3 separate regions of the Homo sapiens genome follow, and all the other regions are linked to region 3. A link is a loop called in an ENCODE intact Hi-C map of the cell type or tissue named here. Cell type or tissue: OCI-LY7. All regions are shown on one strand. Region 1 has its middle 4.6 kb from the start of FCRL3. Region 2 overlaps FCRL2 (Fc receptor like 2). Region 3 has its middle 42 kb from the start of FCRL5.

What was found. Hi-C counts contacts between places; a loop is a spot of excess contacts. Peaks named below come from ENCODE experiments on the same cell type or tissue, not always from the same donor. Only the 100,000 strongest peaks of a DNase experiment are listed, where the experiment ranks them.
Region 1: a loop joins it to region 3, with 2.8 times the contacts of the local background. A loop is called at or near these places in 2 of 110 quality-filtered maps.
Region 2: a loop joins it to region 3, with 4 times the contacts of the local background. A loop is called at or near these places in 2 of 110 quality-filtered maps.

Annotation. Positions count from the first base shown.
Region 1 is chr1:157,704,102-157,706,601 of GRCh38, reverse strand. No RefSeq gene overlaps it. Among named protein-coding and RNA genes, the nearest start is that of FCRL3, 4.6 kb to the right of the region's middle. In OCI-LY7, no CTCF peak of the experiment used is centred here; a DNase peak (open chromatin) is centred at 1,521; H3K4me3 peaks cover 1,203 bases; H3K27ac peaks cover 1,748 bases.
Region 2 is chr1:157,772,540-157,775,039 of GRCh38, reverse strand. The region is part of intron 2 of FCRL2 (Fc receptor like 2); the gene reads left to right. Among named protein-coding and RNA genes, the nearest start is that of FCRL2, 3.3 kb to the left of the region's middle. In OCI-LY7, a CTCF peak has its summit at 1,145; DNase peaks (open chromatin) are centred at 859 and 1,149; H3K4me3 peaks cover 760 bases; H3K27ac peaks cover 1,606 bases.
Region 3 is chr1:157,509,374-157,511,873 of GRCh38, reverse strand. No RefSeq gene overlaps it. Among named protein-coding and RNA genes, the nearest start is that of FCRL5, 42 kb to the left of the region's middle. In OCI-LY7, no CTCF peak of the experiment used is centred here; DNase peaks (open chromatin) are centred at 213, 973 and 1,723; H3K4me3 peaks cover 2,307 bases; H3K27ac peaks cover 2,500 bases.

The sequences.
Region 1 (2,500 bases), 190 kb before region 3:
TTTAAGTACCTTGTAGATGTTGGATGTTAGACCTTTGTCAGATGGTTAAATTGCAAATATTTTCTCCCATTCTGTAGGTTGTCTGGTCATTCTGATGATAGCTTCTTTTGCTGAGCAGAAGCTCATTAGTTTCATTAGATCTCACTTGTCAATTTTTGCTTTTGCTGCAATTGCTTTTGGTGTCTTTGTCATGAAATCTTTGCCTGCGCCTATGTCCTGAAGGGTATTGCTTAGATTTTCTTCTAGGGTTTTTATAGATTTGGGTTTTACATTTAAGTTCTTAATCCATCTTGAATTAATTTTTGTATATGGTGAAAGGAGGGGTCCAGTTTCAATTTTCTGCATATGGCTAGCCAGTTCTCCCAGCATCATTTATTAAATAGCGAATCCTTTCCCCATTGCTTGTTTTGGTCAGGTTTGTCAAAGATCAGATGGTTTTAGGTGTGTGGTCTTATTTCTGGGCTCTGTACTCTGTTCCATTGGTCTATGTATCTGTTCTTATACCAATACCTTGCTTTTTTGTCACTGTTGTCTTGTAGTATAATTTGAAGTCAGGTAGTGTGATATCTCCAGGTCTGTTCTTTTTGTTTAGGATTGTCCTGTCTATTTGGACTCTTTTTTGTTCCACACACATTAAAAAAATTTTTTTTTCTAATTCTGTGAAGAATGTCAATGGTAATTTAATGGGCATAGCATTGAATCTATAAATTGTTTTTTCATGATATCAGTTCTTCCTATCCATGAGGATGGAATGTTTTTCCATTTCTTTGTGTCATCTCTGCTATCCTTGAGTAGTGGTTTGTAGCTCTCCTTGAAGAGGTCCTTCACTTCCCTTGTTAGCTGTATTCCTAGGTATTTTATTCTTTTTGTGGCAATTGTGAGTAGGAATTCATTTATGATTTGGCTCTCTGCTTGTCTACTGTTGGTGTATAGAAATTCTCATGATTTTTGCACTTTGATTATGTACCGTGAGACTTTGCTGAAGTTGCTTATCAGCTTAAGAAGCTTTTGAGCTGAGATGATGGGGTTATCTAGATATAGGACCACGTTATCTGCTAACAAACATAGTGTGACTTACTCTCTTCCTGTTTGAATACCTTTATTTCTTTCTCTTGCCTGATTGCCCTGGCCAGAACTTCCAATCCTATGTTGAATAGGAGTGGTAAGAGAGGGTATCCTTGTCTTGGGCCGGTTTTCAAGGGGAATGCTTCCAGCTTTTGCTCATTCAGTATGATATTGGCTGTGGGTTTCTTATGCCCTAGGATGCAAGGTTCAACATATGCAAATCAATAAATGTGATTCATCCCATAAACAGAACTAAAGACAAAAGCCACATGATTATCTCAAATGCAGAAAAGGCCTTCAATAAAATTCAACATCTCTTCATGTTAAAACCTCTCAATAAACTAGACATTGAAGGAACCTATGTTAAAATAACATTTTGTGTCTTTCTTTTCCATTGAATCTATTCAAAGCATCTTGATTTTCACTTCCTCTTTGAGTGAAGTGCTCCTGACACCTCAGCTCTGAATTCAGTGAGGGACCTCTTATGTGACACAGCATCTACTCTCTCAAGTGAGCAGACCAACCTCTGCTTGATATGGAATTGTACTGGCCTAAGAAGACTGTCTCCTAGGGAATATTTTCACCTTGTACTTACATTTAGTTCAGTTAGAAAATATAACTGACCAGGTGTGTTTCCTCACACCTGGAGCCCCAGCACTTTGGGAGGCAGAGGTGGGTGGATTGTTTGAGTCTAGGAGTTCAGGACCAGTCTGGGGAGCACAGCCCCATCTGTATATGAAAGAATTAAAAAATTAAGCCACCTACAATAACTATGTAATCATGTCAGTAATTGTTTAAATGTTTTCCACCCTTGAGCCAAGAGAATGCCACATGAATTCAAGAGTAATCCATCCAGTTTGCTGCTTGGACCTGAAAGCAGGGTGAGATTTGGGGTGACTGAGACATGGGAAGCTTTTCTAGGCTTCATTCTAGCAATTTAAAACTAGATTCTCATTGGTGTTTTGTAGCATACAAGGAATCTTGGAGCCAAAAATATTATTCCAGTCACCAGTGCCTAAAAATGCTTTAGAGATTTCTATTTTTGCCCCTCCCTCCCCCCAAAAAAAACAAAACAAAAGACTATCTGCTTCAGCTATGACTACCTAGAAAATGTGACTGTGCCTACTGTGGGCCTCTGTTGAACCATCTTGCAGCCCCCAAAGTTCTGTTGCCAGGCAGCACTTGTGTCCTTCCAAGCACTTACTGCCCATACGTAAGCCCTTGCCTTGTCTGTCCCTGCTTACAAGGGCTTCGCAGCAATCTTGAAGGCCCTCACAAGTTTCTTGTGCCTTTTGCTTATTGACATTCATGGGTACAGTCCTGCCTCTATAGAAACAACCACTGACCTATGAACAAAGCCACCACAAGTCGTGTCACAAAACCATATGCCCTAAGACTGCAAGCATCTTGCCCAGGCTCAGTAGTTAAGTATAAA
Region 2 (2,500 bases), 260 kb before region 3:
AAATAAAGCTAATTTTATTTCACTCTTTCTGAGTTAAATCTGTGCTCAGTGAAGGAAGTCAATGGGAAAAATATTTTATTCTATATACAGAATCTTCACATGAGCCAAGACAAAATCTAAAGAAAGGGAGACTTGTTCCCTTGCCCATTGAATGCTGGCTACCAAGTGGAAGGGGCTCTTTGGGCTCTAAGGAACAGTGTGGGAAAAGCAGATCCTGCTGTCACCTTGAATGGAACAAGAGTGTCCAGGGAGACATTCAGGGGTCCTACCTGGAACTTGCTCAGGAGCAAGTCTGGTCTCTTGCATTCATTCTGTCCCACATAAGGTCCAGGAGTCCCACCCTGTGATACCCATCACTCCACTGTCTGTCTGGATGGAAATTAGAGGAAACCTCGATCAATATTCAGGAGGTTTCTGACCATTAGTGGAATCATGCCAAGACAGCAGGCTCCCTGAAGTGAATCACCTACGACCATTCAGAGAACAGGGCAACAGCCACTTCATTCTCTTTCTTTTCCTTTAGCAAGAGTTTCTCAGAAAACTGAGATGTTCTTCAGAAGTTTGAGATCTTTTCTTTTTAAAAAGAGTAAGAGAGAACTTAGTTCAGCATGATGTACTGGAAAGAGCAGGACTTATATAGCCAGAAAGACCAAATTGAAATCATGGCTTTGCTATATACCTGCTATGTAGGCTGGGCAGTCACTTGGCCTCTGAACCCCAGTCTTGGCTCTGGGGAAAAGTTTCTGGCCTGTTGAGAATTACAATCCCCTGCAAGGTTTGAAAATGCTATTCAGCAGAGCAGCTGAAAAGGTCTTTCTGTCCCCATCCATTGCCTCAATGCAGTCTTCCACCCCATTTCCTCTTTTCAGCCCCACCCATACACTGCACTCACCACCTGGGACTTTGCCCTTGCAAAGCTTTGAATACCATTTGCTTTTAGTTTTTGCTGTTGCTCTGGTAAAGATATTTTTCACTGAAATTCTTGTGAAAAAACATTATTCAGTCCTGTACATCTTGCTCTGAGTTAAATCTTTGTGCTCCTATTTATTTGCTCTGCCTAAGAACTTCTCGTTCACAACCTACCCTTCTCCCTGCCCCCTACCACTGTCCCTCCACTGCAGTTCTCCTCTATACCCTCTGGGGGTCAGCATGATTCTATTGGGCACCTCTGCAGGTAGAGCCACTCTCAGCCAGTTTCTGGAGGATGTGGAACTCCCTGAGGATGAACAAGTCAGCTTTGGGACTTGTTGCCCTCCCCTTCTAGGGCCTCTGACTCCTTGTACCCTGCTAATGGTGCATACAGATTAGAACTCTTGAGGTTGCACCACAATGACAGCCAGTGTAGAGCCAGCACACTTCTGCTGAGGCCTTCAAACTGCCAGGTGGTTGGCATTGGAGCCATCACAGCCATGCTAGAAGCAAGTGGATACAAACTGTCACACAAACCCATTATGACTCTTTGGGGTTCCCTGATATGAAACTATGAACCAACTTATGTCTACCCTATAGGTAGGACATCACTCTCAGAGGGTTTGACTTCAAGTCACCTTCATTTATTCAGTATTCCCGAGTCCACCCCATCTCACAGACCTGAAACCCATTATTTTGGTTGCTCTTGAAGTGCAGTTATGATGACCTCTTATTCCTCCTCAGCCATCATTAGCTTCTGCTACAAAGACATCCCCCATCAAGACTGTGAGATTTGTGGCTCACTGAGTGGTCCATAAATGCCAGCACCATTGTGTGCTTCTCTCACAGAATCCTTAAGACTGCCTGATGAGAGGCAAATGCTCTTTGTTGTTCCATTTCTCAGTTGAGAAACTGTAACTGAACACAGGTCCAGCTGCTCACTGCTTGCAAAGTCCAATTAACAAGAGAGAGATCTGGTAGAAAGAAAGTGACTTTTTAATTCCAAAACATAGCTGAGGGGAAGTAGTACAGGCTTCTGCCTTGAGGGTACCACTTCTACTTCTCGGGCAGAAGGCAAGGGCTTTTAAAGGGGGACTTGGTGTGAACAGCATGCAGGGGAGGGAGCGAGGTGGTGCAAGTCTACATGACTTGCTTTGGATGTCATCTGAAGTGATTTGGCTTGGCACCAGTGTGGGCAGAACTAGGTTGTAAATTGAGGCACTCTTCTGGTGAGAGAGAGTTCTAGAGGCACCTGGTTTGCTTTGAGTTTCTGTCTCTGGAACCTCTTAAGTAAACACATAGCTAGATATGCTTTCAGTGCAAGGAGTGGATGATGGAGAGAAGGTAAAAATTATAAGTGCATGAAAAAGGTAAAAATACTTCCTCTTTTTTTCTTAGAAAAATGGGATACTTGGTTACAAAACCAAAGTCCAAAGAGTAAAGTGCTTTGTCCAGTATCACACAGCTAATAATAGTAGACTTGGATTCAAAACAGTGTGATCTGGCTCTTCACAACTAGGTTAAACGTTGTGAGAACTGAAATCAATCAGTATCTCCTGGTGGTGACGATGACTCTCTCTGGCCGCAAGTT
Region 3 (2,500 bases):
CCAGATACAGTGAGAAGGTCAGAGATAATTCTATCAGTCCAACTCAAAGTGTTACAGTTTTCTCAGTGCTTATATAGGTTGGGATTATGTGCCTCTGTGCAGTATAGCATTCACCTAAGTCTATTGGTAACTAATTTTGTTTCAACTAGAAGGTCAGAGGCAAAAAAAAAGCTTGCTAAGTCCAATTAAAAGGCCTCCAATACCTTCAAGGCCTGTCTACTGTGGTACTGGAGTGATTATTTCTCTCTTATCTCCTTTATGGCTTGGTCCGGAGAGCTGTCTTAGACTCTCCAATGAATCTATTCAAACAGCTGCCTCTGTTACCTTGACTCGTCTCAGATTTCATTGACCAGAGACAGGTCCTGGCACTAGGAATCTATGACTGTCTCTATTATTTTGGCTTGCTCCAGGTTAGGGAGAAGCCCATGCAAGGCTCCTACTGACCATATGTTTCATTTCCAGCTTTGATGTCTGGGCACCGATTTCTCTAGGTTTAACTATTTGCTCAATGTTAAGGCAGTGCTGTGGAAATTTGTCTGTGTAGCTGGGGTGCTATGCAGGCCTGTCTGTGTGACTGTCATGCAGGCCTGTCTGTGTGACTATCAGGGAGAATTGGCCTGCCACATCCCTATTTTACAGATGAGGTAACTGAGACTTAAAGAAATTAGTTTAGACTAAGACCACACAATAGTAAGTCAGAGCTAGAACTGTGCATCCCTGGAGTCCATGCTTAGTCACTTCACCAAATGTCCTCAGTGAGTATCGTGGGCCACAGAGTCCTATTTGGGGAGAGGCATTTGTGAAGCAGGAAGAGAGCACACGAGACTTGGAGCCGGAAGGCCTGGCTCCTGTACAGGCCACTACCCGTTGCTGTTTAACCTCTCTGAGCTCTGGTTACCTCATCTATAAAACTGGAAAAGAAATAACAGCTGCTTGACTGAATTACATATGGAAGGAGGTAAGGTTTGAGAACGCTATGCAGATGTTCACGGAAGCAGGTGGGGAGGTGCCTGTGTTTGTTACCAAGTTTGCATTGCTTTCTGTTTGCCTTTCTTGGTCCCTCCCCCATCATTACAGTGGAGCAGCTGCTGAATTGCAAAAACATACTTCAGGGCCAGGCGCGGTGGCTCACGCCTGCAATCCCAGCACTTTGGGAGGCCGAGGCGGGTGGATCATGAGGTCAGGATATCGAGACCATCCTGGCTAACACGGTGAAACCCCATCTCTACTAAAAATATAAAAACTTAGCCAGGCGTGGTGGCGGGCGCCTGTAGTCCCAGATACTCGGGAGGCTGAGGCAGGAGAATGCCGTGAACCCAGAGGCAGAGCTTGCAGTGAGCTGAGATTGCGCCACTGCACTCCAGCCTGGGTGACAGGGCGAGACTCCGTCTCAAAAAACAAAAAACAAAAAGCATACTTCAGAAGAAAATGATGGAAAATAATCTGGTCTTCTTTTTAATGTGAGGGGAATGGGATAATTAGATGGGAGGTGTGGGAATGCATAAACTCAACATTTCAGGGATTACATAAATTCATAAAATCTTTCTGATGTGAATGTTCTTTAATTATTTTCCAGAGAAATAAAAGCAAAGGGGTGATGTCCCCAGAGACACTCTTCCGGGTGGCTTATTGACAAAAGAACATATTTGCTTATAAGAAGGCTGTGAATAAATACAAATTTCGTGGGTGGGGCCCAGCATATCCTGCAGCTCTACATTTCTTGGCATCAGGCAGTTTAAGAGATTAAGGACTCTGATGAAAAGAGACAAAATGAGAGTGTTCAGGCTGCTGGGTGCCTCAGGGACGTGTCCTCCACGCCCGGCCTCAGCCTCCCTTCCCATCTCTCCACCATTGCTCTCGTCCATCTTATGTGTTTGTCCCACACCTCTGAACACCATGTCCACCTGTGTCTCCAAGTGGGGCACCACAGAGCAAACCCGATGGATAGATCTGGTCCAGAGGCGGCCTTGTGGCCATGTTGGTGGATGGAGGAGAGCTGGGGGAAGACATGGGAGAATAAGGCTTAGAGGCAGGTGCCCCTCACTTGCCTTCCTTCCATCTGACCAAGCAGTGCTCTTTGTCAGGGTCACTGTCACCTGGCCTCACCAAAAATAGAATGAGCTCTGCGTGGGAAGGGAAGAAGGAGGAGGTGCTGTGGCCATAACCATGGGGTAACAGGGGCGTAGGGAGGGTGAGGCAATAGCTCAGGAGGACCCTCCCCAGCTGGCCCAGGGACTCCAGGCCTCAGGCTTTGGGGTGTGAGAGTGGTCAGGGAGGGGTGAGTTGTTTAATTTTCAAGTCTTATTACTAGAGAAGGCCTTGAGGGCATCCACTTCTTGTACTTTTCTCATGCTTGGGCCCCTCCACAGCATCCCTGCTGAGACATCAGCCAGCCTATGCTGGAATGCTTCTGGGGCCAGGGAGCTCAGCACCTCACCTGGCCTGAAATCACTGAAGGTTAGAGCTAGAAGGGGCCCTTGAGACCCTCAGGCCCTGCTCA